2 separate regions of the Homo sapiens genome follow, and region 2 is linked to region 1. Evidence: read pairs that join two places in POLR2A ChIA-PET (ENCODE). Cell type or tissue: PC-9. All regions are shown on one strand. Links, peaks and the distances in the headings refer to the core of each region. The heading gives the core; the rest is flanking DNA. Region 1 has its middle 51 kb from the start of LITAF. Region 2 has its middle 7.6 kb from the start of LITAF.

Region 1 (2,915 bases), core at 126-2,625:
GTGGCTCTATCCTTGCTACTCATTGTACCAGCTATTAAAAAAAAAAGAAAAACCACTGTGCCATTTTTCAGTAAAATGATTTAGACAATCTTCTTCTATATTAAAAATTATAAGGGTAAGCCTAAATAGGACATGTCAAAGACAAAAGGGCAGCTGTTAATGAGTAGGCCGGGCAGCAGAATTGAGGCTGTCCTGGGCACGCCCAATGTGTGGACACCCCACTCCTGGGCCAGGTAACAGCAATGCACTGTCTCAATGCTTCAGGCCTTGGATAACACAGCAGAGGAGCGTGGCCCCTGGTTAAAAACCCACATGTGGCCAGGTGTGGTGGCTGACACCTGTAATTCCAGCACTTTGGGAGGCTGAGGCGGGTGAATCACAAGGTCAGGAGTTGGAGACCAGCCTGGCCAATATGGTGAAACCCCCATCTCCACTAAAAAGTACAAAAATTAGCTGGGTGTGGTGTCACGCACCTGTAGTCCCAGCTACTTGGGAGGTTGAGGCAGAATCGCTGCAACCTGAGAGGCGGAGGTTGCGGTGAGCCGAGATCGAGCCACTGCACTCTAGCCTGAGTGACAGAGTGAGACTCCGTCTCAAAAAACCAAAAAACCCACATGTGATTTTTTTTTTTAAGGCCTGACCATAGGCAATTCCGAAAGCGTTTACCTGGCAGGCCTTAGGGGAAGCTGCCCTCCCCACACCAGACTTGGGGTACAGCCAGTACCCTGTGATCTCCAGAGGGGGTTGCATCGTGGTCTCAGTCCCCACGGCTCTGCTCTGATGCATGTCTACATTTTTAGCCCTGCTGCCTGCCTTCCTAGGTCTCCTGATCTGAGGCCTTGGGCAGGGATCTTCTTCAGGGTTCTCTTATGACCAGAAGGAGGGAAAAGAAGACCCTTTTCCCCACCCTGGCTTGTTACTCAGTACTTTTCCAGTCCTAGCCCCCTCTCTTGCCCCCTACCCAGGTCCATAATACTGTCAGGAGCCTTTTGCCTGGTTCCCCCACATCTGGATGATACACCAGATCCTCAACTGATGCCCTGTTCCGTGGGGAAACGGGAGAAGGGCAGTTGGTGCTTTCTCCGGTTTTAACCTCCTGCTTGTACCATCACGGTGAGTGATCACGGGCGTAACGCTGTCATTTTTGGCTTATTGCTTTGCCACCTGACAGCTCAGCCCGCCCTCTTGCAGCTCAGCTGAGCTCCTGACAGCTATAGGAATTGGCACTCGATCTTTGATTGTGAAATGATGTCAACCTGTAAACAGTAAAGGTAAATTAGTGAGTAAGCTTCTGGATGCCAGGAAGATAATGACCAATGACTGTAGATCACCCCAGCACAGAGCAGCAGTGAGTATCTGTTGAGTGCCTGCCATGGGCGGGGCACATTCTGTTATTGAATTTCACAACGATTCTGTAAGATGAACATCCCCTCTCCATTTTACAGACAAACTGAAATTCTGACAGGTGAAGTTACCGGTCCCAGGTTCCAAGCTGGGATTCCTCAGCTAACATGTCAATCCTCCCAGAGGCATTTGTGTTTTTGTGCTTGAACTTTTTCCTTGTTTGCACTCATAAACTACATGTTTTATTTCCCGGGCGATAGGCAGCACCTATGGTCCGCCTGTGAAAGAAACATGGGTGTTTTCAAATGACACAGAGGTGGCCACCAGCTCATCCTCACCCAAGCCAGGTGTGCTGATGCTGACCCACACCCGGGAGTCCACGATGAGAAGGGGACACAGGTGGCTGCTGCTTGCAAAATTGAGTGTCACTTGCTTGGCTTGTTCCACTCCTGCTTATCAAAGCTGAATATGACCTGGTCCTAATGGAGACTGGCTCATAGGTGCCAAGCCTGTGTCTCGAGGCGTTTCCTGGCCCCCTATACGTCTGCTCCTGAAAGACAAGCTTCTTTGTCATCTTTTCTTGTTTCTTATTCATAGAGATGGGGTCTCACTGCGTTGGCCAGGCTGGTCTCAAACTCTTCATCCTCTCACCTCGGCCTCTCAAATTGCTGAGCTACCACACTCAGCCTATTTGTCTTGCTTCTGATCTGTCTTCCTGCACTAGAAAGTCAGCTCCTTGAAGGCAGGGGCTTTCATCTGTCTGATGCTGTATCCCCAGTAAACAGTGACTGGCACACAGTAGATGTTTGCATTTCAGGAGGGGCCCGAGATCACTCTCGGCCTCTATGGTTTTCTAGAAGGAATCACAGAGCTCAGAAAAGACATTGCACTCATGGCTGCTGTTGATTACAGGGAAAGAGAGTAAAATCAGTAAAGGGAAAAGGTGCATAAGGCAGGGAGGCCAGGCACAAGCTCCCAGATGTCCTCTCCCTGTGGACTCGTGGACAGTACTTATTTCTCCCAGCCATAATGTGTGGCAATGTGCACAGAGCATTGCCAACCAAGGAAGCTCACCAGAGCCTTGTGTGCAATGTTTTTATTGGCAACCAGTCATGGCCAATGGCCCATAGTTGACCTCAGTCTCCAGCCCCTCCAGAGGTCATGCTGGTATCACCTGGCCCAAACCCCCCACCCTAAATCATGTCATTAGCAGAGACTGGCTGGCGTGGTTCCAGGCCCCCAGGTAAACAAAGACACTGACATTACCATCAGGCAGCACATTCCAAGGGCCTGGAGTTTCCTTCCAGGAGCAGGACAAGGTTAACTTTTTTTTTTTTTTTGAGACGGAGTCTCCCTCTGTTGCCTGGGCTAGAGTACAGTGGTGCAATCTCGGTTCTTTGCAACCTCTGCCTCCCAGGTTCAAGCAATTCTCCTGCCTCAGCCTCCGGAGCAGCTGGGATTACAGGCGCACGCCACCATGCCCGGCTAATTTTTGTATTTTTAGTAGAGACAGGGTTTCACCTTGTTGGCCAGGCTGGTCTTGAACTCGAGACCTTGGGTGTTATGCCTGC
Region 2 (2,915 bases), core at 142-2,641, 59 kb before region 1:
AACCCAGGATGCCTAGTTACATTTGAATTCCAAAGAAATAGCAAATGATTGTTTAGTATAAGTATGTCTTACACAGTATAGGGACATATTACAAATCCACAGCATTTGGGACATACTTATACAAATGACCAACAGGCATTTGCTACTTCTCTGCAATTCAGATTAACTGGGCATTCTGCATAGTTTTACCTGTTTTTTTGTTTTGTTTTGTTTTGTTTTTTGAGACGGAGTCTCACTCTGTCGCCCAGGCTGGAGTGCAGTGGCACGATCTCAGCTCACTGCAAGCTCCGCCTCCCAGGTTCATGCCATTCTCCTGCCTCAGCCTCCCAAGTAGCTGGGACTACAGGAGTCCCCGACCATGCCCGGCTAATTTTTTGTATTTTTAGTAAAGACAGGGTTTCACTGTGTTAGCCAGGATGGTCTCGATCTCCTGATCTCATGATCCACCCGCCTCGGCCTCCCAAAGTGCTGGGATTACAGGCTTGAGCCACCGTGTCCAGCCGGCATCCTTCATAGTTATGTGCTAGATCCAGTAACACTCCCTAAAGCCTCCCTCTGCCCATGAGCTCACCCCGTTTCAGCTCCATCTTGGCAGCAGCAGAAACAAAGCGTTTGGCCAGGGTCAGGGCCAGGCCACTGAGCCAGAATTGGGGTTGGGGGTGTAACCTCAGGCAAGCCTCCTGTCCTCCTGGCCTCAGGCTCCCCATCTGCATAACTCAGCTGGAAGAATCCCAGCTGCATGGACCTTTTTTGAGGATAAAGCGTGTGATGTATGTGGGAAACATGTTTTAGAAATGGAAAGGTGTTATGGAAACATGAGTGACCGGAATTGGTCGTTAATGGGTAACACAGACCAGTCAGTGGGGGCTGTTTACTGGCAACTGGGTTCCTGTTTTGGAGATTAGTTTTTTTCAATAAGCAACTTGCATTTGTTCTTGAAACATTAGAAAATGGACAGTAGCAAAAGGACGAAAAATTCCCTAATTACATCACTCAGAGACAACTATTTATAGCCTTTATTTTATTTTTATTTTTATTTTTATTTTACTTTATTTTATTTTTTTTTATTTTTTTGAGATGGAGTCTTGCTCTGTTGACCAGGCTGGAGGGCAGTGGCATGATCTTGGCTCACTGCAGCCTCCACCTCCTGGGTTCAAATGATTCTCTTGCATCAGCCTCCCAAGAAGCTGGGATTACAGGCACGAGCCACCATGCCCGGCTAATTTTTGTATTTTTAGTAGAGACAGGGTTTCACTATGCTGACCACGCTGGTCTCAAACTCTTAGCCTCAAGCGATCCACCTGCCTCAGCCTCCTAAAGTGTTGGGGTTGCAGGTGTGAGCCACCACGCCCAGCCTCTATAGCATTCTTTTTCCTTGGAAACCTTTTCCTCCAGGTGTGTGTGTATTTCTTTTTCTTTTTAACAAAATAAGTGGGATCATAGTCTGCATTCTTTTAGGGAACCAGTTTTTCCTCCTGTGGCCACTTCATGTCTGAAGTTTCAGAGTACACCCAGAGGAAAAGCATCTTCCTTTCTGGTCCGTGTGATTCCTGGGGTATTGGCAGATGTCCTATAAAACCATAGCCTGCCTGGCCTCCTCTTGCTATGCCCACATAGATGCCTGGTTTATGTTAAAAAAAAAATTGGGATACAGTTGTTGTAATGAAGTTTAACATTTTAACTAGTTTAAACTGTACAATTCATTGGCATGTAGTGTTTTGCAGTCACCACCAGTATCTAGTTCTAGAATTTTTTTTTTTTTTCGAGACAGGGTCTCACTTTGTCACCCAGGCTGAAGTGCAGTGGCGCCATCTCGGCTCACTGCAACCTCTGCCTCCCAGGTTCAAGTGATCCTTCCACCTCAGCCTCCCAAGTAGCTGGGACTATAGCTGTGCGCCACCATGCCTGGATAATTTTTGTATATATTTTTTTTAATGTAGAGACAGAGTTTCACCATGGTACCCAGGCTGGTCTCAAACTCCCGACCTCAAGCAACTCGCCTGCCTTGGCCTCCCAAAGTACTGGAATTACAGGCATGAGCCACTGCACCCAGCCCAGAACATTGTTATCACCCTAAAAAGAAACCTCATACTCTTGGGCAGTCACCCCCCAATCCTTTCAGCACGGATCCACTTTCTCTGTCTATGGATTTGCCTATTCTGGACATTTCATGTAAATGGAATAATAGATATGTGGTTTTTGGTGTCTGGTTTCATTTTACAAAATGTGTTTGAGGTCCCTGTGTATTGTGGAAAGCATCAATGCATTGTTCCTTTTTATGGCCAAATCATTCAATTCTTTTATGGTCAATACTCCTGGTAGAGATATAGTACATTTTTGTCTGTCCATTCATTCACTGATGGACATTTGAGTTATCCCTACCTTTTAACTATTGGGAATAGTGCTGCTATGAACATTCTCGTACAAGTTTTCACTTGAGTACTTGTTTTCAGTTTTTTTGTGTATATACCTTGGAGTGGAACAGTAGCTATAGCATTTTATGTTCTCACCAGCAATGTTTGAGGGTTTCAATTTCTTCACATCCTTACCAATATTTATTTTCCATTAACTTTTTTTTTTTTTTTTTTTTTTTTTGAGACAGAGTTTCGCTTGTCTCCCATGCTGGAGAGCACTGGCGCAATCTCGGCTCACTGCAACATCTGCCTCCTGGGTTCAAGCGATTCTCTTGCCTCAGCCTCCCGAGTAGTTGGGTTTACAGGCATCTGCCACCATGCCCGGCTAATTTTTGTATTTTTATTTTTATTTATTTATTTATTTTGAGACAGAGTTTCACTCTGCTGCCCAGGCTGGAGTGCAGTGGCGCAATCTCCGCTCACTGCAAGCTCCTCCTCCGGGGTTCATGCCATTCTCCTACCTCAGCCTCCTGAGTAGCTGGGGCTACAGGCGCCTGCCAT

Evidence for each region. ChIA-PET counts read pairs that join two places held together with the same protein. Peaks named below come from ENCODE experiments on the same cell type or tissue, not always from the same donor. Only the 100,000 strongest peaks of a DNase experiment are listed, where the experiment ranks them.
Region 2: POLR2A ChIA-PET joins it to region 1 with 55 read pairs; 16 of 35 experiments call an interaction of 5 or more read pairs at or near these places.

What each region holds. Positions count from the first base shown.
Region 1 is chr16:11,534,008-11,536,922 of GRCh38, reverse strand. No RefSeq gene overlaps it. Among named protein-coding and RNA genes, the nearest start is that of LITAF, 51 kb to the left of the region's middle. In PC-9, for the core only: no CTCF peak of the experiment used is centred there; DNase peaks (open chromatin) are centred at 1,302 and 2,532; H3K27ac peaks cover 1,212 bases.
Region 2 is chr16:11,593,035-11,595,949 of GRCh38, reverse strand. It overlaps a transcript of LITAF not described here. Among named protein-coding and RNA genes, the nearest start is that of LITAF, 7.6 kb to the right of the region's middle. RefSeq lists enhancers at 1-163, 164-1,037. In PC-9, for the core only: no CTCF peak of the experiment used is centred there; a DNase peak (open chromatin) is centred at 1,419; H3K27ac peaks cover 771 bases.